Regions from separate parts of the Mus musculus genome. Here regions 1 and 2 are each linked to region 3. Evidence: chromatin loops called from intact Hi-C (ENCODE). Cell type or tissue: heart. All regions are shown on one strand.

Evidence for each region. Peaks named below come from ENCODE experiments on the same cell type or tissue, not always from the same donor. Only the 100,000 strongest peaks of a DNase experiment are listed, where the experiment ranks them.
Region 1: it touches region 3 in a loop (2.2-fold over the local background); 8 of 42 quality-filtered maps call a loop at or near these places.
Region 2: a loop joins it to region 3, with 3 times the contacts of the local background. A loop is called at or near these places in 19 of 42 quality-filtered maps.

The regions. Positions count from the first base shown.
Region 1 is chr7:29,434,365-29,442,364 of GRCm38, forward strand. Sipa1l3 (signal-induced proliferation-associated 1 like 3) reads right to left here. Exons shown (of 23, transcript NM_001081028.1): 3 at 385-461. Among named protein-coding and RNA genes, the nearest start is that of Sipa1l3, 67 kb to the right of the region's middle. In heart, no CTCF peak of the experiment used is centred here; DNase peaks (open chromatin) are centred at 4,063, 4,517 and 7,597; H3K4me3 peaks cover 502 bases; H3K27me3 peaks cover 7,320 bases.
Region 2 is chr7:29,316,447-29,324,446 of GRCm38, forward strand. It overlaps Dpf1 (D4, zinc and double PHD fingers family 1), which reads left to right. Exons shown (of 12, transcript NM_001368371.1): 12 at 35-1,140. The coding sequence ends at 105. Sipa1l3 (signal-induced proliferation-associated 1 like 3) reads right to left here. Exons shown (of 23, transcript NM_001081028.1): 22 at 7,724-7,805; 23 at 3,932-5,841. The coding sequence ends at 5,698. Among named protein-coding and RNA genes, the nearest start is that of Dpf1, 12 kb to the left of the region's middle. In heart, a CTCF peak has its summit at 3,238 (motif pointing right); DNase peaks (open chromatin) are centred at 2,365 and 2,965; H3K4me3 peaks cover 1,642 bases; H3K27ac peaks cover 3,712 bases; H3K27me3 peaks cover 4,578 bases.
Region 3 is chr7:29,518,830-29,526,829 of GRCm38, forward strand. It overlaps a transcript of Sipa1l3 not described here and 4932431P20Rik. Among named protein-coding and RNA genes, the nearest start is that of Sipa1l3, 17 kb to the left of the region's middle. In heart, CTCF peaks have their summits at 2,745 (motif pointing left), 3,573 (motif pointing left) and 5,073 (motif pointing left); DNase peaks (open chromatin) are centred at 3,582 and 5,042; H3K4me3 peaks cover 806 bases; H3K27ac peaks cover 744 bases; H3K27me3 peaks cover 4,961 bases.

The sequences.
Region 1 (8,000 bases), 84 kb before region 3:
AAACTGAATGAAGACCGTACAAAACCGAAACCCCCTGACTGTAACTGCCTGTGAACGAGGCTCTCTGAGACACACTGCTGCTGAGGTGCTGGTACCAGAGCATCTGTACAGCCTGGGTTTGTTCTCAGAGGACAGACGGAAACACAAAGCATGCATATGTGTGTGTGGGAAACGGGGTAGCAGCACATGGCACAGTGAATGAATGACAGAGCTTATCTCTGAGGGAGGCTGGGGGGGCTGGGAGGCTGGGAGGCTGTGGGGCTGGGGGGGCTGGGGCAGTGATAGAGACGGTTCTCTTCTCTGATACTCTTTGTATGCATATTTAAAAATAATAGAGGCATGTGTATTATTTATAAATTTTAAACAAATAGCCACAGTACTTACCTGGATCCTAGTGCACCTTTGCAGGTCTCACAAGAGCCAAGGCCAAAGGTCAAAGGGCAAGGTCAAAGGTGATGCACCTATGAAAAGGAAAAAGAAAAGGTCATGCTTTTGGCCAAGGGGCACAGGGTCTTCCTGCTTTAACAGTCACCTGTCACACTTGACAGGTACCTACCAAAGCCTGGCAACTGAGAACACAGTAGAACAGGAGAGCCGCTGTCCTAGGGAGAGGAGTTGGCCGAACAAGCACACAGCACAAGACCAGGGCTGGCTAGGGTCTGATGCCAACTGAGATGAGAACATGGGGTGGAGGGAGCAGGGCTGCTAACACACAGAGGGGAAAGACACCCAAAGGGGTTAAGATCACAAACTATGCCTGCCCTGGAAAGAGCTTCCAGGCCACAGGACAGCTGGTGCAAAGGCCCTGAGGCAGGAGTGCATGGCCACCGTGACAGTGAGGACAAAGGACAGATGCACAAGTGTGGGACACACAGGGACATTCCTTTCCGAGAGTTATGTGTGCAGAAGTGACAAGCAGTACTTGTCTGACACAAGTCTGGGCGCGTGAATATTTGGTATGGTTCTATTTATCTGAATGGTAAGATTTTAAAATTGTGAGTGTATAAAGTAATGTATACACGTGCAGGCACACATGTATGTGCACTTCTAGATCAGAAGACAACTTCTAGAAGTTAGCTCTCTGCTTCTACCTTTAGGTGGGCTCTTGGGATTGAACTCTGGTTGTCAGGCTTGTTCGATCTTGCCAGCACACAGTTGAGCATTTTAAGGATGAAGCGAGTCTGTTCATACTACATGTGCTAGCACACGCAGGGCCCTGAGTCGGGAGGAGCTCTAGAAGGGCAACCTCCAAATGTCCACGGGAAACGGGTATGAAAGGATGCAGAGGACCCAATTCCATCCAGAGATCAAGATGTCTTAAAACGGAACCAAGTCCGTGCTTGCTTTTCTTTTCTTTCATTTCTTGTGCATGTGTGTGTGTGGGGGGGGTGGTGGTGGTGGGGGGGGCTGACTTTGTAGCTCAGGCTGGCCTCAGGCTCCCAGGTGCTGCTCTGTGTGCATCAGCGTGCTTGGATCTATCCACATACTTGCTACTTTACAACTGAGGTCTAGTGATGGATTCAGTGACTTAGAAACAGGTGAGTAAGGTAAGCCAGGTGTGGTGGCACATTCAGGAGGTTTAGGGACAGGGACGGACACAGGCTTGAGGACCTCTGCAGGGCAAGGCCCTGAGGAGCACATGATCCAGACCTGGCCTCACGCTGAGGTCACTGCACTGCTTTGCCCCGTTCCTGGCCTGGACGCCAGGTGAGCTAAGCAAGGACAGCAGCCCCAGGACAGGGAGGAGGAAAGGAGAGCAACAGGGTGGCTGGTCCTGCCTGATGGGTCACTTATATCTCTTTACATCTGCCAAGACCATCTCAGCCCCTCTAAGAACAAAACAACACAGAAGACCAACTCAACCACGGACCCAAAGAGCCCAGAGCCAGGGAAGATACAGCACCCTTGACACTGTACTGGAGGCCTGGACCCTGCAATTCCCGATGCCATTGTTAGTGGGCTCTCCCGGGCTGCATCTGTATAGTCCCTCTTTTACATAAGCAGGATGGCCTTGATTTGTGTTTGTTCTCAAGAAAAATAGCTCCCAACTAACACAGAAGGGCAGAGGCCAGGCCGCTGCTGTTCTCACTGATTCCCAGAGCTCACTACCATGCCATTTAGGGAGGCATAAGATAAAATTAGCAACAGTCACTATACATAGAGCCAGCAACTCCAGAAAAACACACATTTCAGAAGAACCCAGAAGCAGCCCCTTGGGTCCTTGCCTGTTCCTCAGCTGTCCAAACAGTTTTGACTTTCGAGATATTTCACAGGATGGGAGGGAAGCAGAAAGAAATATTAAGGACACCTTCTTTGTCACCATCAGACTTGCTATTAGCAAATTCCTGGGATAACCAGGAAGCCCCTGAGTAAAGTACTTGTAAAATTTTACCAGGCCCTGTAGGAGTGCAGTGGAAACTGCTTTTCTTTTCTTTTCTTTTCTTTCCTTTTCTTTTCTTTTTTTCCCCTTCCTCTTTAGTTATACACATTTTTGTTTTTTGAGACCAGTGTCTTACTATGTAGTCCTGGCTGTCTTGGAACTTACTATGTAGACCAAGCTAGCCTTGAACTCACAGAGCTGTCTGAACTCCGGGATTAAAGGTGTGCACCACTACAACAAACTACAAGTCCCTCCACCCCTCCCACATCCACCAGAAGAGGCTATCCTGGGCTCAAGCTTTTCCTGCCTCAGCTTGGCACTCCAGAAGGGAAAGGGCGCTATGGAGCCTCCTAGCTGCTTATGGCTCTCCTTCCTTCGGGGCTAGGTACCTCGGACTGCAAAAGACTAGAGGCCTGTCTGCCTGGGGTCACTGAAGTAAAGGGCGGCTCAGAGGACAGCAGGGAAGGAGGGCACTAGAGCTGGGACACCTGAGCCTCCTCAGAACCCTGGGGAGGGAGGGTGCCAACCCTGCACGCCCAAGACCTTGGCTCATCAGTCACAGGCACTGCACTCACAGGCCAAGCACCACATCTCAGTAGGGACTCGCAGGCCGATCAGAGCTGGCCCTGGGAGTTCTGTCACTGTGCAGAAGGGGCAGTAGGCGGGGACTGACCTAGCAAAGTCTTGATAGGAATACGTAAGTGTCAACTCTGGTCAGGCCGGATCTGGGATTCCTGCATCCCAAGCTACTAGGCTCCTTTTGAGGTTTAAGACAGGGCAATTCTGTCCTAACAGAAATAACAGAACAGGAAGGGACCTGAGAGAACAGGAGTGCATGGTCATTTGTGTTTAAGGGAACAGGACCCTTTCAGGACACCTAGCTGCTTCTCTCCAGGGAGGAGCCACTCTGTGGGTGAGTCCTCCGGGGCCAGGAAGAGGAGCACTGTCATTTTGTCTGGTGGACAAGGAGACGGGGTTCTGGATGTGTACTGACGCCTCTGGGGACCAGGGTCAGCCTGGGGACACTCACGGGTCTACTCCAGCCCCAAAGGGGGCACAACCTCCAGCAAGATGGCAGAGGAAAGACCATGACAGAGGTGACCCCCACAGCAGTGGCTCCCGGCAGCACCGACTGCTTCCTGCTTTACAGAATGAGCTTCCGGGGCAGTGTCTGACCGAAGGTCCACAACACCGTAATTGCTTTGCCCAAAAGCAATCTTTTGAGGGCTATTTGCAGGGGAATGAACATGGAGCTGACCCTCACTGAACCCCCCTGAGCCCCCCTGAAGCACACATTGTTAACATCGGCCACGTGTGCTCCTGGCAGCCCCAAACCAAAGGGCCAAGAAAGCATGGGGTGGGGGGGGGGGGAAGCTCTGGAACTGTGAGCCAAAATAAACCTTTCCTCCTTTAAACTTATACTGCCTCAGGTATTGCGTCACAGCAACACAAGCCTAATCAAAACAACCTCCTTTCACATGTTTTCTGTTCTTCTTTGTTTGGAGGCTGGGTCTCACTATAAAGCCCCGGCTGCCCTCAAATCTAAGAACCCCCTGCCTCGGTCTCCCGCGTGCTGGAATCACTGGCGTATGCTACCATACCGGGTCTGGCCAGACGCCTGCTCTTAGCACGCGTCATGATGAATAGCCAAGTCTCTCTCGGCCGAGCAGCCAGCTGTGTGAGTGGCTTCCTGGGCATCCCAAGCCGAGTGTAGGAGAAGCAGACCCTGTGGCCTTGCACCATGGCCTACGCTCTCCTTTCCAGACAGTCTGAGAGCATCCTCTGGGACATGAAAAAAGTTGCTCAATTTATCCTCATTTCGAAGCAATCTGCAGTATATGCAGCCCCACCCCATCTTTGAAATATCAACTCAGAGAAAGACCTGCTCATTCAACTGCCTCCCTCCACAGTCCAACAAAGAAGAGCTGATACGGGAAGAAAGAATTCTGCCTTGGGAAAACCGAGGCCCTCAACAGCCGCTGAGCTCATGCTGCAATTAATCACGTTTTCTCTTATGACCCACATTCTATTAATAACCCACACAATGATTTAGTGTGTACCCTTGGTGACGGATGCCATCCTCAATGACTATGACTGAATCGCTGGCTTCAAGGACCTCACCTCCTCACTGCCCGTTCCCCTGACTGACCTGCCTCTGAGGCTATGTTGGGGGCCCAGGGCCAAAGGCTATAGGAACACCGCACACACTGTGGGGGGCTGTCCTCCAGCCTGCAGCCAGCAGCCAGCCCAGGTAGGCTGCGTGGCTCACAGGCAGACCTCAGCAATGGGGCTGCTTAGAGAAAACAACACTGTGTGTGACCGTTTCACGCAGCAGATTGGCCAAAATGTCAGTCTGATACCACCAACTGTGCTAGTGTTGGAGCGAGGGGAACTCTCAGTCACTGTGGGTGGTAACAGAGCTGGAACAAACGTTTTCGAAAAGAAAGTTGGCAAATTTCTTCCTTTCCTTTTTTTATTTTGGAACAGGGTCTCACTGCGCAGCCCAAGCCGGCCTTTAACCACTTCCTCTGGAGTGCAGTGACCCCCGTGCCGGCCACTACCTCAGCCCCACCATCTCACTCACGGACAGAAATAAGTTCGGTGATGCGTTCATTCTCCCTTCAAATTCCCACGGCAAGGTCAAGCGTGGATTTGTGTTTTGCTGTGTGTGTGTAAACCACTCTTGTCAACGCTTGACTACTGAGAGTCACCAAACCCTTCCAACAACCTGCTCCTCTAGGACCCTCACTCCTGCTTGTCCATCGTGAAGCTGGGTATCCTGTAGCCCAAGATAGCCTTGAACTCAGTATGGAGCTGAGGATAACCTTGAACTCTTCATCTTCCTGCCTCTAGCGCCTGACTGGTTGATTGATGGTTGTGTGCACACCTGTGTAGCATGCCGGTGACAGCATATACACATCAGAGGACATTTGAGGGAACTGGCTCTGGCCACTGCCATAGGGGTTCCAGGGATCAAACTCAGGTCAGTAAGCTTGCAGCCGGCACCTTCACCGGTGAGGTCTCTTGCTGGCAACTTCTCCACAGATCGGATGTCCTGGTTAGTTTTTATGTCCACCTGACACAAGCTAGGCTGGGGAGAGGGACCATCGATTGAGAAAATGCCTCCGCTTGGCTGGCCTGTGGGCAATGTGCCGTTCCTGGGTGGGGGGCCCTGATGGCCTAACAAACCAGGCTGAGCAAGCCAGTAAGCAGCACTGCTCCAGGGCCTCGGTGTGAGTTCCCGTCTCCACTCCTGCCCTGCCTGAGTTCTTGATCTGACTTTCCCGAATGATGGACTACACATGGTAAGACAAAGCTAATCCTTTCCTCCTCAGGCTGCTTTGGTTACAGCGTTTTATCCCAGCAATAAGAACCCCAAGACACTCAAGAGCTCATGTCAGATCTCGTATGTAGCAGAGAAGGCTCTGAAACCAGGGGATTCAACTCCAAAACCACCAACAAGGGTGTTGGTGGCAGCGCACACCTTTATTCCCAGCACTTGGGGGAAAAAGCAGGTGGATCTCTGAGTTCGAGGCCAGCCTGGTCTACAGAGAGAGTTCTAGGACAGCCAGGACTACACAGAAAAACCCTGTCTCAGAAAACAAAACAAAACCCACCCAGCCTGAGCTATATAGTGAGACTGTCTCAAAAAAAAAAAAAAACCCACCAATCAACCTCTCTCAAGGAAGCCACCAACAATACAATGGGAAGAGAACAGGCTCGCTCTTTACCCTATTTCCTATCTCTACAAGGCATCAACCACTCAGAGACCCACAAGTGAACAGAAAAACTCACTGTGCACTGCACAACACAGGAGTATAGCTACCTCACCTTAGGCAACAGTGGCATCTTTTTTCCTTTGTTTAGCTTTGGTTTGTTTGAGACAGGACCTCACTATGAAGCCTAGGCTAGCTGCAACTCACTATGTGGCCCGGCTTATGACGTCTTATTCAAGATGGTGGGACGCATTTGCACCTTCGCCTTTCTCAGGTTGGAATGTTGATGTGACAGCTGGATTTGAGATGGTCTCCTTTTGTCCACAGAAGAGATGGGCTTCCTTTGGGAACCCTGGCTTCTTGGCAAAGGCGGGTACAGCTACCTTGTGGATACAGGTTGGTGAGAGCATGAACTATGCTGGAGTTGACCTTCTCCCTCTAATGTTGTTCTGTGGGTTGAAATGACAGCACTGTGTATGGAAGCTCTAACAGCCAAATGCACGAGACACCTGAAAGCCATGCTCCACGAAGTTGTGGGCTGCTCTATCACACGGCCAGTGGTTTGCCAAGAGTCATAGACACAGCCTGGAAAGTGTCTTAAAGAGACAAACTCAGTGGAACTCAAAGCTTTCTGCCCAGCAGGATTGGTCAAATGCACCTAGAAAGGCAGATGTGTGGGCTGATTCAATTCTCAGAGGACCTCAACCGAGTCTAGCTTTTTTTCCTCAGCCTTCAAGAACATTGGCGTAAAGGTCACGTTAAGGCTAAGTCCAGGCTGAGCCCAGCCTGCCCACACATCTGCACGTGCTCTGCTGGCTGGGAAATCCTGCAGAGCTCACAGACCCTTTCTCCTCCTGTCACCAGCCGGTTGCTAGATATGCCAAGAGTTAAGCCCATTCCTGCATTGCACTGAAAACAGCCTGTCAGTGTGGTTTCCGCCGCTGGGTGCGTTTCCACAAAGCATTCCCCCAGCCCCAGCTAATCAGGCGAAAGTTAGGACAGTGGTCAAGCCACCAAAATAGGTCAGGCTTTGGTTTCTAATCCTCTTATTCATAATGCAGTAAAAGGGAAGAATTTATCAGTGAAAACATCCACAGTTACTTAACCTTTGAGTTCCTTCGTGTGGTAAGTAGGAATAATGAGGGCTCTGGGAGGAATATGTTTAAAAAGTGATTCAGTGACAACTGTTTACAGCAGAATCTGTCCTCAGAAAGTGCTTCATAAATGTGATAATGTCCTCATAATGCCGGTGACACAGTGGGACTTCCACTAATCTTAAAGTCTTATCCCTTGATCAATCGGACACAAGGAGAACTTTGTGGCCCTGATTCTGGGCCCCTGTCGGGGGTTAGGGGGCGCAGTACGGGGGGCCAAGGCTGAGAAGCACAAGATGCTGCTGTGGCTCAGGTTCTGTGGGAAGGGGACAGATAACAGAGCTGCTTCGGCGGCCACTTCCCTTCCTTCCAAGACTACATTTCCCAGCCTCTCTTGCAGCTAGCAGTGGTCATAAGTGGAAGTAGGAAGCTGCTGGAAGCCTTGGAGGCGTTTCCTCCAGAGTCATCAAGCTGGCTCCCTCACTTCATGGCAGACTCACTGATCTGTTGCAGCAGCACAGATAAACTTAGATAAGCTATCTAAGGATGACTGACAGCCTTGTTTCAGGGCCAGCGAAGCAGAAGGATCCTTGACTAATGATCCTGCTCTTCTGGCGACCATCAGGCAGCCACGCTGGCCTCAGGGGCCATGCTGTGGACATTTTACTCACTAGAAAAAAAAAAAAATCCCCCTGGTTGAGCTTACACAGTTATCTTTCCAATCTCTGCTACTGATAGCCTTTTGCTTTCTTTTGTTTGGAACAGGTTCTCACTGGCTGACCTGGAGGAGCATTTGGTGAATCTCAAACA
Region 2 (8,000 bases), 200 kb before region 3:
CCAGTCTAATTTTGTCTCTTGGCTTCCCCCGCAGGGAGCTGGAGCTGCCACCTCTGTCTCCGGCACTTGAAGGAAAAGGCCTCTGCTTACATCACCCTGACCTAGGCCCGGCTCTGCTTCCCCAGGATCTTTGGGTGGTGCTATCTCCTGCCTCTTGGAGCTCCTGGCGCTCCCCACCCGGTGTCCCCAGTGGAAGGGATGGGGTGAAGCCCAGAGTGGGGGGGGGCAAGGTGTTCTCCCTCTGCAAGTGGAATGTTACCCTGTGGGTGGCTGGGTCCAACAGGGTCCCTCCTGTCCCCCCTCTTCATCCCTTGACAAATGGGCACCAGGCTTCTGCTCTCCTCAAAGCCATACCCCCGCCTTTGGGCGGGCATAGAGGGGTAGTGGATGCTAGCCAGCAGCACGGAAAGAGCCTTTTTCTAAAGAAAAAGACAAAACGTGGAAAAAAAAGGGAAAAAAATTAATATATACAAAGAGTCCTATAAAGCCTGGCTGGGTGGAGAGGCACTGTTGAGTGTCTGCTGGGGACCTGACTTTACCAGTTTCCTGAATGGCGCCTCCCCACCTCATTTCTGGAGTTGCAATGGTCTCAACTCCCATCTGAGGTGGGTACCACCCCTTCCTCAGTACCCACCGTGGATACTGCATGTGAACTATGGTTTTGAACTCTTCCTCCTCCTCCTTGAGAGCCCCGCCCTGCGCCCGCGTGGTGCCTGCCTGCCAGGCCTGGGGCGTGCAGCCGGGGAGGCGGGTGGGGTGAGGCAGGCAGGCAGCCAGCCCCCTGCAGTGAGAAGCACAGATTGCAATGGACTCAGTTTTTTTTTTTTTTTTTTTTTTTTTTCCTTTCTCCCTTCCCACCCCTTTCCTTCCCTACCCAGCCAGGCTGGGCTGCCTCCTGCCCCCCTCGCTAGCCATTTGGGGGTGGCAAGGGGGTGTGGTTGTTTCTCGTGGTTGTGTGTGTTTGTTGTTCGGGTTTTTAAAAGGGGAAATTGAGACTGCAAGTGGGGGAGGTGGAGGGTCTGGGGGAGTCTGCCCCCAATCCAGGAGTACCCCCCTTGCCACCAAGTCTCCTTTATTGCCTGCCTCTGCTGTGAATTAACTTGTTCTGTGTATTAAACTGGGCCTGACCCCTCTGCCCACAACTGCTTCCATCTCTAACCTCTTTTGGGGTGTCACCAACATGGGAAGCCAAGGGGCCTCACTGGGGTAGAAGCCACTGTGGCTGGCCCCCACCTCTTTGCCCCTACACCATGCCTCCCTGTGGCTTTGTCCCAGCTCCTCCCTGTCTTGCTGGAGAGAAGAGGGGGATGGGGTGGAGGGGCTCCCACCCAGCCAGCTGTGGTTGCCATAGCAACGGGCTGCTGCAGCTGCAGCGGGAGGCAGCTCAAAGAGGGAGGTGGGAGTGAAGACTGGGGGGAAGGGAGGGCTGGAGAGACCAGAAGGCAGCCCCCTCCCTGGCTAGGGTTTGGGAGATAGCACCTCAGCATGGCTGGCTGTCACTTGGGATTCCCTGACCTGGGTGTGGTTAAAAGTGGAGGACAGGAGGACATCTCAAAACACAGGGATTCAAGGAGACAGGCAGGGTGGGGTGGGGGTGGGTGGGGGTGGAGAACCAGGGCAATGGTCAGGAAGGAAGATGGTTCTGAGGCCACAAATGTACTGAATGGAAAAAAAGGACAAAGCTGGAGAGATACACAGATGAAGAGAGAGTCCCAGGAATTCCGAGGGAAGAGGACAGGGACCAGGGACGGGGTGGAGGACTAGTCCAGTAAATAATAGTTTAAAACAAGAAAAAGGAAAAAAAAAAAAAAAAAAAGCCAGGCTTTGGCAAGACCAGGGGAGGGAGAAGTGGACAGCTGTTTGGAGAGACAAGCAGAAAATGTACAAAGTCAGAGGGAGAAAATGAGATAAGGGGACAGGCAAAGCCCCCAGACAAAAGACACGGGAATGAGCGAGACTTTTGGTTGGAAGGCAATAAAGAATGTAAGGGACCGCCATCCAGGATGGTAACACACTATGTGGCTCAGAACTCCAACACTGGAGGCTGAGGCAGGAGGGACGGGGAGTTAGTTACACGTCATCCTGGGCTATAGCATGAGCCTTCTCTTTAGAAAGGGGTGTGGGGGTGCGAACAGACAACAGAAATCTGGAGAGTGCCAGGCAGATGAGGCCAAAGAGATAGGCAGACTGAGGAGAGGTGGGGGAGGGGCATGAAAAACTGGGGCAAGAAAGGGAAGGGACTACGGGGCGCAGTGCAGGCGCCTTCAGGGCTTGGCGTGCGTGTGCGGGTGCGCGTGTGAATTGTGGGGTGTTGGGAGATGGTGGTATGTCTCCCAGGCCAGGAGAGGATGTGAGAACAGTTTGTTCCCGGGTTCCCTCCCCCACTTGGCCCAGGTTGATGGGGGGAGGGCTGGGCTGGATGGGGCCCTGAGGAGGGTGGCGAGTGAGGATGTCTAAGTAGCTGGAAGCCCTTGCAAGGGCTGATTCTCCACTGGATATAGGCAAACACCTTTCGGAAGATATTTGGCGGTGGGGGGTGCGGGTAGGGTGCGAAGGAGGATCAGAGTTCAGCTCAGACCTGAAGAACACAACGACCGCTGATGGGATGGGGTCAGTCCTGTCCAGAGAGGCTGACTTCCCACAGGAGGTGAGTCTTCAGGATCTTCTTGGAACTCCTGAGTCCAAAGTCAGTTTGCCTGGTGCCTCGCCCACCCGCAGATGTCCACAGTTCGGCGAGACACAGACCCAGGACCCCAAGCTTCAAGCCGCCCCCTCTTGTCCTGTCTGGAGGGCCATAGAAATCCTGGTTTTGGCCGAGGCTTCAGGTCCGAGACACTTCCTTTAGCTAGATGACTCTTCCTTTACCTCTGGTCCCCAGGGACCCCTGGGCAGCTCTCCACTGCAATCCATTCCCTGCACTGTTGGCAGAGGGAGGTCCACGGCATGGTGGGACCCAGTGGAGGGATGAGTAGGTGGGGCTGGGCACACAAATGAAGCGGGGGATGGAGAGGGGCGTGGTTTGGGGCCGGGTGGAGGCTTCATACAAATCCCACCAGCATGGCAAGTACTTACTTTACCTGCAATCACCCGTGGTTTTGTTTTGAGACAGACTTCTTTTGTGTAGCCCTAGCTGCCCCCGAACTATGTAGACCAGGATGGCCTCAAACTCACAGATCCACCTCCCTCTGCTGGGGTTAAAGGCGCATGCTATCTTAACTTTGCCTGGCTTTTGTTGTTGTTGTTTTTTAAATATGCCAGAAGAGGGCACTGGGTCTCTTGGGTGTGCTGTCAGGCAACTGTGAGCGGTGAGGACCTGGGGGTCCTCTGGAAGAGCAGCCGGTGCTCTTAACCACAAAGCCACTTCTGGCCCAAAAGTTTTTCTTTTTTCTTCTTCTTTTTTTTAAAAAGGGCTTCATTACCACTTATCTTGCAGTCAGCACAAGGTGGCCTCAAACTTGCTATGTAGCTAAGGAAGACCTTGCACTCCTGACACCCGTTCACCTCTGAGATTCCCGATGTGTACAAACACAACTGGCCTTGAACTCTCGGCGATCCTCCTGCCTCAGAGCGCTGGGATTACAAGTGTGAACCATCACACCTGGCGAAAGGGGCCCATCCCCCATTCCCTTTGAAGACAGGTTCACAGTGCAGCCCTAACTCTCCTAGAACTTACTTCCAACAAGCTGGCCTAGAACACAGAGCTCCTCCCACCTTGCCTCCTGAGCGCTGGGATTAAGGGCTCGGGTTACCATGCTCGCCTTGCAGACCTAGCTTGTTTTAACTTCAGCACATTTTACATCCTGATGGTCAGGTGCCTAGGAAAGCGGCTGGCTGGTAAATGTATGCTGTGCAGCAGGAGTGTGATATGAGCTTAGGAGGAGGGAGCCAGCACTGGCTTCCAGGCAGCTGCAGGAGAACACACCAGCCATTTCTATGAAACGTTTATTTCCTTTGAAACCTCCTGAAACATGCCAGAAATCTCAAGACAGGGATGGGAAGAGGGGGAGGAAAAGACAATAAAGAATGATTAAAACAAAAATCCAAATGGAATAAATCAACCTGGAAAAAAAAGCCTGCTATCTCCAGTCATTACACAGAGTATCAACCTCAAATTAAATAATTTTTTTTTGCAGGAATTCTTACAAAAATAATAGAACAAAAGCAAAAATTAAAATTTACAACTGTCAATGTACATGATTAGGTCCCCCAAATGATTCGAATGGTCTGAAGATATGAGAAGACACATTAAAGAAAGAAATGAAGGGAGGGGGTTGGGGGGAAGGGGGAAGGCTCCAGGTTGGGTTCTGAGAGGAGAGGAAGGGGGAGGGGCTGGAGAACCCTTTAGAAAGGTGATCAGGAGACAGACATCACAGTAGCTGGCCAGGGTTCAGGACACTGGGTGGTCTGGTTTGCCACCATCATTCCATGGTGAGTGGAGGGCATGGCAGGCTGCTCCCTCACAACCAGGGGTTCCCCGGGGGTCAGAGGCAGGTCACAGGGAGCTCTGGATACCCTTTCCTCAAGCCCTGCCCTTCAGCCTGGCCCATCGGGAGCAGAGTGCCTGTTGTGTGTGGTAGTGGGCCCAAAGAGAAGTGATGGGTCCTGGTCTGAGGGCTGGGCCATCTCGTTATGGCTCTGGGTCCAATCTACGCTGCCAACTGTGCCGCCTGCTGCCCCCACGTCCCTCTGAGTCCTCACATTGACCTCCAGCCCACAGGGTTTGGGGAAATCCACAGACTGTGGCCATTCAAACGTGTTCCGGCACAACTCTACATGAAAAAATAAATATATATATATATATATATATTCTTTTCTGTTTGTTTTTAAAGAAGGAAAAAAAGGGGGAGGGGGATTTGTGTTTCCTGGGTGAGCAGCGTGCCCCACTGAGCTGCCCCTTATTGCCTTTGGAGAATCTCTGGGGGCTGGGGGCTGCACTGTGAGTGCTCCCCAGGGAGCACAGTGAGCGTGGCTGGTGTCCACTGGGGGATGGAGTGTGGCCAGGGAGACTTGTAAAAGGAAAGACAACCATACAGGGGGTGAAGGCTCTGCCTCAGCCCTGTCCTCAGGTTCCTCAAAGCCGCTGGCGTAGGGGGCAATGGCCTAGTTGTCCTAGAGGAGGATCCCATGGCTGGCCAGATCAGTAGCTCCAAGGCAGAGGGGCCTGCGGCTGCTTGGAGAGAAGCTGATAAAAAAGATCATATAAACAGTCCTAGCTGTACAAATGGGGTTTCTCAAAGGAGTGGATCTGGGTGCTAATGGGTCCTGTCCATTCTGGGGCCCCAGGAAAATAATTTAAACTCTATGAAAGTGCTCCTGGCTGCTGTGTGGAAGGGGGACTCGGAGGGTGATGTCCATGCTACCTGGAGCCAGTTCACTGGGGATAGAGGAGCCCTGGACTGTCAGGGAGTGGGGGAAGAAAGGGCTCACTTCGTTCCATAGTTCTCATGCAGGGGCTCCTGGGCCCCTCCCACCGACACAGCTCCAGGCAGCTGGGTCCTAGGAATGGGCGCTCCTGTGGCCTGCAAGGCGGCAGGGAGCAGCTGAGAGGGGCCTGAGACTAGTGCCTGGCGTCCCCCGAGTCCCTAAAGGAAGGTTGCAGGGCAGTGGGTGCGGGGCTGTGGCTGGATGACCTGTCACCCCTGCAACCAGAAGCCCACTGCCTGCCAGCCAGGGCGGTCTAGGGTGACCCAGGGGCACTCAGAGCTCCTTCTTCTCCCTGCTGAAGAGCTCTGCGAACTTGCGCAGCTGTTCACTGGCGGCCTGCGACTCCTCCTGCAGTCGCTGGTTGTTCTGCCGCAGGCTGGCCACCTCGGACTGCAGCACCACCTTGTCCTGCTTCTCCTGGGAGGGCAAAGGGCTGGGTTAGTAAGGTACGGTAAGGCAGATGGCTGAGGTGCACAGAGCAGAAGCAGACCGCAGCCACTGGATCCTGAGAGGCCTGTCTGCAAGGGTTCAAATCCCAGCTCTGCTTCTCCAGATGAACCACCCAGGGCAAGTTAACTCATACCCTGGCCTCAACTCTGACAGGAAGTTTGGAAAGCTTGCGGGTTAATTTATTCTTTTTTTTTTTTTTTCTTTTAAAGATAAGGTCTTAGTATGTAGCTCAGGCTGACCTCAGACTCTCCGGTGCTAGGATCACAGGCATGCACCCCACCACTGACAGGCCGAAGTAGTCATTTGCTAGCCATACTCACTGTTACCACCCCACCTCACCCCAACCTTCGGGATGGCTGTCATCTTCACTTTCCTGGAAGAAAACAACCAAGACCCACCACAGCCTGAGCAGGCTCTGCTCTCCCGAGGTCATGCGACATCCTGGCGCAGGGAGTGCCAAGGCTGTGTGTGCAGCATTAAATACCGGGGTGGGATCTGAACCTGGGTCCTGCCTTGCATCACCTCAAATATATAAACAAGTAAAGCTCCCCCAGTCCTGCTTCTTCTCATCCCCCTCCACCCTGAGATGGGTGCATGGACGCCACAGATACAACGGTGCCCTTCCACAAGGGACTGTCTTCTTTTTATTTTTTTATTTATTATTTGGTCTTTTTGAGGCAGGGCTTCTGTGTATCCCGGACTGTCCAGGCTGGCCTCAAACTTACAAGAGGTCTGCCTGCCTCTGCCTCCCAGCAATGAGTGGGAAGGCTGAGGCAGGAGGATTAAGGCCTGGACTATTTCTCACTAAGTTAATATTGCATGGTAGTTGCTAGATATATCTACTAGTCATTTACCCATTTTCACCTATTTCCTTATTTATGCATGCGTGCGTGCGCAGAGGGGCATGTGTCTGAAGAGGGCTCCAGGGGTCCCTGTCACTCTTCGCCTATTTCTTTGTCTCTCCCTTTACCTGTGGTTATGTTCTCTTGGACAGGCTAGAAGCCAGCAAGCTTCTGTGACCCTCCTGTCTCTGCTCTGCTTAGAGCTGGGGCTCCAGGCACGTGTGGCACTATGAGGCTTGACTGAAACTCTTTTTTTTTTTTTTAAATGATTTATTTATTTTTTTTTTTAAGATTTATTTATTTATTACATGTAAGTACACTGTAGCTGTCTTCAGACACTCCAGAAGAGGGAGTCAGATCTTGTTACAGATGGTTGCTAGCCACCATGTGGTTGCTGGGATTTGAACTCTGGACCTTTGGAAGAGCAGTCGGGTGCTCTTACCCACTGAGCCATCTCACCAGCCCTTGACTGAAACTCTTAATTGGCTGCAGAGTCCCACTTGCATGGCTGTCCTATAATATATACTGCCATTCCCCCCTTGATGGCCAACATCTGCCTCCCGTTTTAATTTGTAATTATTTATAATTACTTAAAGGCCTACCTACGTCTCGAAAAACAAAAACAAAACAAAACAAAACAAAAAAAGGCCTACCTACCCTCATGTATCTCAGTAAGATTCAGTATGTAGCTGAGGATGGCACTGGTCTCTGATTCTCTTTCCTCCATGACAAGAGCTGGGATTACAGCATCTGCCATCATGCCCAGCTCAGGCAGTATGAGGAAACCCAGAGCCTTGTGCACGCTGGACAAATACTCTACTAACTGACCTGCATGCCGATTTCCTCTACCTTGCTTGACGTTTCAATCCCCTGGTGATCATATTCCAGAGCAGAGGGGCAGGAGTGTGTGTGTGTGTGTGTGTGTGTGTGTGTGTGTGTGTGTGTGTGTGGTGCAGTGCTGCCTGCAGGGGGAGAGGGGTAGGCAGGAGGCACACTGTGGGCCTCACCTTCTGCAGGTCCGTGTGCAGCTGCTTCAGCATCACCTCCAGCTGGTACACCTTGCCTGTCAGATCCAGGGGTGACTCCTCGCTGGAGAGACAAGGGATGGGGTCAGTCCTGATGCCTGACACCTCAGAGAAGTGTTCTTACTCAAAAATTGGGAGAGACTTGGGGTACAAGTCTGTTCTCACCTTCCTGAAAGCCCAGGGGTGTAAGGGACCGATGAACAGCTCTGCAGGGAAGGCAGAGGCAGTCCCCTCCTGCCCTTGGACCCTGGCTGCCTGT
Region 3 (8,000 bases):
ACCGGTTTCTCCTTTCTCCTCGCCCGGTCCGCCTTCTTCCTCGGCTCGCGGAACCTTTAGCCGTCCCTCTCCGCAGGGCCGGAGTCTACTACTCCGAGCCTGCGAGCCTGGGGAGGGGCGGGAAGACTGGAGCCCTGCGCTAGACCCCCTTCAGCGCTGGGCGGAGCGGGACGGCGCGGCGCGCCCTCGCGCACGCGCGCTCTCCGGCCGACTCAGCCCTGGATGGTTGGGGGTCCCCCCTCGGGGCGGGGGTCGGAGGACTTCTTTTCCCACCCCCTTTTGGAACGCGTGCGCGTGCCACCGTGCACCCGCGCGCGCTCTGGTTGCCCGGGTCAATCCGCCAGGTGCGGGGCTGCGGGACTAACCGTTCTGTTAGTGGGGTCCTCCCACATCGTTTTCAAGGTAGCTTCCCAGGTCCCCTCTAAGTCTGTTCGTCTCCATAGGAGCTCCGGGGTGCCGCAGAGCTCGCTGTCCCTTCTCGGGAGTCCTGTCACAGGTAACAGGCGCGGCTCCTGCCCGAAGGAGGTGGACACACCTACCTCCCGCCCATGTGGATTCGGGGAGCCGGAACGTGAGGACGCGGCTCCCCGTGTTCCTCTCTGCTCCAGACCAGTCCCCGAGATGGGAGGCGCAGAATCACGACCCATAGGGGCTGCCTGGAAGGCTTTTTCTCTTCTATTCATTCAATAATGCCATAGTCTGAGGGTAACTGCTGTTTGTTGAGTGCCTATAGCCTGGGGAATGTCCAGATTTAGTCCACTCGTAGACATGAGTGAAGATTCGACCTATAAAAAAACAACAAAAACACTCCATAAGGAATTCTGAGGTAACTGCCTCGAATTGCTCAGCCCTCATGCATACGCTTTCTGCTTAAGCCTGCGCCCTGCCTGGCAAGGTGTTCATTATGACATGACAGAAAACACATATTTCTTATCCGGACAGATCAGAGGCGTCATTCACGTGCCCATTCATTCAGCAAAACGTATCATATACATCTAATCCAAGTCACTGTAATCGCAAGCAGTAATAACCTAGCAAAAATACCTACATAAACTAAGTTTAAATTTTGAGACTGGGTTTCCTCATGTAATTAGCTGGCCTGCAACTTTTTTTTTTTTTTTGGTGTGGGAGACGGTTTCTCTGTGTAGCCCTGGCTGTCCTGGAACTCACTCTGTAGACCAGGCTGGCCTCAAACTCAGAAATCCGCCTGCCTCTGCCTCCCGAGTGCTGGGATTAAAGGCATGTGCCACCACTGCCCGATTTGGGCCTGGAACTTATGTCCACACAGGGGGCCTTGTACTCACAAAGATTGCCTGCCTCTGCCTCCAGGTGTTGGGATTGAAGGCATGCACTACTATGCCTGATCAATTTAAATTTTTACATAAAACCAGGCCGGTAATCATAGCACTCACAGGCTAAGGACAGGAGGGTTAGTGCATAGAGAGTTCTGGGCCATCTTGGACTACCAAGTTAGAACTTTGGGGGGGGGGGGGAGCATAATTTTATATAAAAACTCCCGAAGCCTACCTTTCCCTGAGACTCTTTAGACTTAAAGTTAATGGTTGCTAGGGAAGAGGTGTTTTGTTGAGTGGTATGGCCAGCAGTGAGCCGCTCATGCCCATATGAATAAAACCTCAACCATGCTCTTGTAAGGGACTCTAAACCAGCTGGTTCACATAAATGGATACAATAAAATTTACACAGAACACTCAAGATGAATATCCACAGGCAGTGGTGGCACATGCCTTTAATCCCAGGACTTGGGAGGCAGAGGCAGTCAGGTCTCTGAGTTTGAGGCCTGCCTGAGCTACAAAGAAAGTTCCAGGACAGCCCAGGCTGTTAGAGAAATCCTGTCTCAAAAAAAAACAAAAAACAAAAAACAAAAAAAAAAAAACAAAAAAAAAAAAACAAAGCAAACCAAACAATCTCAATGATGAGCTGTGATATCTCAAAATGTAAATATGTTTCTGTTTCAGTTTACAATTTAATTAAAAGTATGAGACACCAACAACGGCAGGCAGTCATTTGTGGCATGGATTGTTATAACTAAAGGTTGGAAACTGCCCAATGTCTATTAACAAGCCAAATACACTGGCAGAAGGTCTGTAATTTACCGGGAAATTCACTAGGGAAGTGGAGGCAGGAGGACTGGGAGTTCCTTGGCTGCACTGCAAGGCTGATGCTTGCCTAGGCTACATGAGATAGCCCCTCCCCCCATACACACAGGACCAATAGTTATTAATAGGAATTTGGGTGAAGGGTCAGGCATATACTCTGCAACTGGCAACTGTTATAAAATGAAGTATAGCTCTATATATTAATATGAGCTCATCTCTAGATAGAGTGAGAATGTATGTATACTGTGTACAGACATATGTAGAATATGTATTATACTCCGATATGCACAGGACACCTTTAGAGGGATACAGAAAGGATAGAACCAGGTCAGTGTTATGAAGAGGAAACAGGACAGGTAGCCAGCTGTGAGATGGTGACGCTTTGCTCCTATGGCCCTTGGTATCCCAATAGTCTTTCCATGTTCGTCTTAAAAGCTAAGGGGGGATAAGAGCTAACTCACATAGTACCTTCGGAAGAACTAAATGGGGTCTAGGGAGATAGCTCAGAGGTCAAGAGCACATACTCTTGGACCTCTGACATGGGACCAGTCTCCTGAACCCATGTTAAACAGTTCACAAATACCTGTAATTCAGGTTCCAGGGGATCTGACACCCTCTACCGGCCACCTTCCAGGGCACCTGCACTCATGTGCACATGCCCCCTCCCAACACATACACAGAATTAAAAAAGAAAGAAAGAAAACAGTATTATGTAAAATGCCTGGTCAGTTCTCTGTGGCCGGTGCTATTTATATTTGTGACTAGGTGCTACTATTCCCAGTTATCTGAGCTACCTCGTCTATTCACTGGAAACTAGCCCACCATATTAAAGTATGTTTGTCAGCCATAACGAAAGTTAAAGTGCATTCTAGCCTATTGAATCTGCCCAAAGTCCAAGAGTCATGCTCTCAGAAGACCACGTGGACAAGTTTCAGCTCCATAGCTGTAATGCCATTCAAAGAACAGAATAAGCCAAGGTGGCCTCTCTAGTTTATAGGCAGTGAATGAGGCCCTTCTGGTCCCAGCTGGACTACCTGCACGCCTGTCCCCAAATGTGAGGCCTGCCTGGAAGGCAAGGCCTTCTAATTCATTCAGGGTCTGCCAGCAAAGCACAGGATGCATACCCTCCCCCTTTTGGGTGCTCGCTCCTTGTTAAGTACACTCACAGCAGCCAGCTCCCCGAAAGACTGAGGCAGGAGGACCACCTGAGTGTGCACACATACCAGCAAGCACACCATGGGATTTAAGTTTGAAACAGTTAAAGACTGAAGAAGAAAAAAATGTAATAACCTATCACTCCAATTGTCCCATTGTTAACTTTGTGACCGTTTGTTGATGTCTCCTTTGCCTGCTAAACTGTAAAGTCTAGGAAGCAAGAAGTCTGTTATCTCATATGCTGTTAGATTCTATGAAGCCAAGGAGTGCCCAGAGGCATGCAGTGTGGTGGAGTAGACTGCCCCCTGCAGGCAGGTCTCTCATAAGGCAGGGCTCATAGGCCACCTGCTTTTCCTCAGATACAGTCTGTGTATTGGATCTAAGGAAAATTAAAAGAAACAAACAAACAACCTGCCCCCCCCACACACACACACAAACACAGAGACCTGGGTTTTCTCTGCAGACATCAGGAAAATAGCATATCTTAGTCTCATAATCACTCTGACTACAGACTGAGTGCTACCAATAAATCATTTCTGAGTTATCAAGCTGTCAGTCACTACCATTGGAACCAAGTCCTCCAGAACTCATTCCAGACTCATTCTTAGGGATCAGCCTTGAGTCTAAGGATGAAGTTGGGAAGGGCTTAGGGGAGGGGTTTTCTCTGGTTCATCCTGATGAATGAGCTCAAGGAAGGACTGACAGAAAACACAAACCTTAGTGAAGACTCATTTGTGTTCCCTCCACCCCCAAATCCCAGCAGTGATAACCCAAAGGATCCCAACTGTGAATTTTGTAGGCTGGTGAAGAAAAGGGGGGACTCAATGGGTATACTGAGAACAATAGGAGCTACTGGCAGGGACTGCAAAATTTCCACACATGATATCATCTCTGGTTCTGGGGAGTAAGGAGGACCGAGTGAGGTAAATTGTGGGTCTGATGAGCAGTAGTGAGCTAGCAGAGCCTCCCTATCTCTGATACAGGTGAGTTCAGAACTGTGCATTGGCTCTTACATCTTGATTTGAGGGTTGGGGATAGGGTCAGTCACATAATAGTCCTGGCTGGCATGCCCCTTTCTGTTTAACCCAGGATAGCCTCGACCCCAATCATTATCTGGTTCTCCTGCCTCAGCCACCCAAGAACTGGAACTGCAGGTAGTCTTGAACACACGTCCTTCCTTCTCCGAACAGATTCCCACTCACTCTACATAAATGTCCTGCCTGCGGCTTCCTCTCTGCAGACACAGGGCTTAGCCACACTGGAGGGGAGATTCTGCTGACTCTGCTTCTAAAGGCCCATGCCGTTTCTCACAGCAAACTCCAACAGCTTTCTAAGCAAATGGCCCTCCATGCTAGTGTGCAAGAGATCAGTTAGAGAGCTTGTTAAAAGCCAGGTTATCACTGGGTCTTATATAGGAGTTTACAATGCAGTAGGGCTGGGTTTGGTCCACGACAATTTGCCCTTCCTTCCTTCTCTTCTGCTCCCCCTTTCTTCCTCATTTTTGGGGGGGTTTGGGGAGCACTGAGATAGGGTATCTCTACACAGTCCTAGCTGTCATGGAGCTCAGAATATAGAGGAGGAATTCAGAGAGATCAAATTCAGAGAGATTTGCCTGCCTCTGTCCCCAGAGTGCTGAGATTCTAGGTGTGGGCCACTGCCTCAGGCTAAAAGGACTTGTACTAAGCAATCTAATAAGTTCCTAAAACACTGCCGAGCAGCAGGGCTGGAATAACACCCTGGGAAACATCCTCTCTCAGAGACTGGGTCCTTCCCACAGCAGTCATGGTTGGCCTTCACTGCCCTCTGCTGGCCACGGTATAAATTTAGTCGTCATGTTTATAGAGCAACTGGGAGTATGAAGAAGGGAAGGGGAAGAAAAGAAAAAAAGCAAAAGGGAGGGGGAGGGGAGGAAGAGGGGATAAGCAGAACGGGGAAACGGAAAGGAGGAGATGAGATAGGAAAAGAAATGGAAACCCAAGGCCTCTTGGAGCCAATGGTGGCTGTCTGCTGCTTCAGAGTATGCATATCAAGGCTCTCTCGGGAATTCTGTCTAGTCCTCGGAACATTGAAGATAGAGCATGGTATAAAGCAGGCAAGATTGGCATTTTCATCTTACAAATGAGGAAAAGTGGGTTTAGAGATGAAGCTCTGTGGCAGAGCACACACTCTGCATCCACGAAGCCCCGGGTTCCATCCCTAGCACTGCATAAGCCAGGCATGACTGTCATCCCCAGCACTCAGGAGCTGTGAGCAGAGGAACCAGGAGGTGAAGCCATCCTCTGCTGTACAGGAAGTTCAAAGCCAGCCTAGGATATACAGGCTATCACACAACAAAGGGAGACAAAACCTAAACCTCGAGCCAAACTAAGCTCCACTCTCTTGGGTACCCGCAGGTCCGTAAGCCACCTTCCTAAGAAGGGCCAGGGGGAAACTAGGCCTGGATGGCGACTTCTAGGCTCATTCCTAAGTGGATTGATTTTTTGAAGCTTCTGAACGACACCATTCAACAAAGCAAGGTAAGGCACGGGTTTTTAGGGCATTAACATGTTATCGGTGGGCCTCTATACATCTTATGGTAATAGGCACTTCACAAAAGCTATATATGGTCCACAAAAGCAAGAACCAGGACAGACCATTGTTGTCACCTCAAAAGAAGGGGGCTACCAATTTCCAAATAACCGTACAGACGTAACAGTGAGGCACAGTGACGGTGGCACACAGACATTTGGGAGCATTGTCAGAGGAACCACCCTGTGTGAAGAGGAATTTCCTAGAAGGGAAGAGTGTCTTACTCGCTGTCTTGTTGCTGCGAAGAGACACCATGAGCAAAGCAAACCTTATGAAGGGGAAAACTCTCATCATCATGGCAGGAAACACGCTGGAGAGGTAGCTGAAAACTACATCCTGAGCCACAGGCAGAGAGAGAGACTGGGCCTGGTGTGGTCTTTTGAAACACTTCTTCCAAAAAAAAAAAAAAAAAAAAAGACATACCTCCTAATCCTTCCCGCACAGTTTAGCTGGTAACGAAGCATGCATGTATATGAACCTCTAGGGGCCAATCTCTTTCAAAGCACCTTAAAGAGTAAGATACCAGCAGTATAGCTGGCCTTTTGGCTACTTCTTGGTTTCTTTTTTTCTTTTACCCTTGTCCACCCCTCTTCTTCCATCCCTTCAACCCCCTAACACTAAGTAGGAGAGAAAGAAGGATAGAGGGGAGCCGAAGAAAGAAAATAACTCCCCAAGCAAAGTCAGCGGTAGGAGAGGGGTGATGGTACTGTTAAGACTTTCTGCTGGCTAGGGGTGTGGTGGTTTGAAAATACTTGACCCAGGGAGTGGCATTGTTAGGAGGTGTGGCCTTGTGGGAGGAAGTCTGTCACTTTGTGTGTGTGTGTGGGGGGGGTGAGCTTTGAGACCCTCCTCCTAGCCACGTGGGAGACAGTCTTTTCCTGGCTGCCTTTGGAGCAAGCTGTAGCACTCTCAGCTCTTCCAGCACCATGCCTGCCTGGAAGCTGCCATGCTTCCTGCCTTGATGATAATGGACTGAACAACTGAACCTGTAAGCCAGCCCCTATTAAATGTTGTCCTTTTTTTTTTTTAAGTTTTAAAGATTTATTTATTTATTTATTATATGTGTGGACACTGTAGCTGTCTTCAGACACTCCAGAAGAGGGCATCAGATTTTTGTTAACAGATGGTTGTGAGCCACCATGTGGTTGCTGGGATCTGAACTCGGGACCTTTGGAAGAGCAGTCCGTGCTCTTAACCGCCGAGCCATCTCACCAGCCCAAATGTTGTCCTTTTTAAGAGTTGCTTTGGGGGCTGGTGAGATGGCTCAGTGGGTAAGAGCACCCGACTGCTCTTCCGAAGGTCAGGAGTTCAAATCCCAGCAACCACATGGTGGCTCACAACCATCCATAACAAGATCTGACTCCCTCTTCTGGAGTGTCTGAAGACAGCTACAGTGTACTTACATATAATAAATAAGTAAATCTTTAAAAAAAAAAAAAAAAGAGTTGCTTTGGTCATGGTGCCTCTTCACAACAATGGAAACCCTAACTAAGACAAGGGGCATTGCTCTCCTTGGAGCAATTTTGATCTTTGCCTGCAGGGTATCTAATTTCTTCTTTTGGACTCTCCTGTGACAGCTTGAAAAACTGCAACAAGGGGGCTGGTGAGATGGCTCAGTGGGTAAGAGCACCCGACTGCTCTTCCGAAGGTCAGGAGTTCAAATCCCAGCAACCACATGGTGGCTCACAACCATCTGTAACGAGATCTGACGCCCTCTTCTGGAGTGTCTGAGGACAGCTACAGTGTACTTACATATAACAAATAAATAAATAAATAAATCTTTAAAAAAAAAAAAAAAAAAAGAAAAACTGCAACAAACTGAAACCAACAGCATCCAACCACCAATGGACAAACAGCCCATTCTGCCGGGGCTCTAGCACTTATATATCCTGGAACTTTGGAAAAGTCCCCAGAATTCCAAATGTCACATATTCACAGAAACTACCTGCAACAGGCAGAACCACGCCACTGCTAGAGCACGAGGCAGACCAGCCACCTGCTGTGAAGCAGCCCTCCTGAGATTAAAACAAAAACATATTCTTATAATATTTCTGCAAAATTCCTACTTTATAGCAGAGAGAACATTTGGCAACCTCAGCTTTGCTGTGGCTGGCTCTGTCCAGATGGACCGCAAGTCTATGGTTCATATTTATGTCTCAG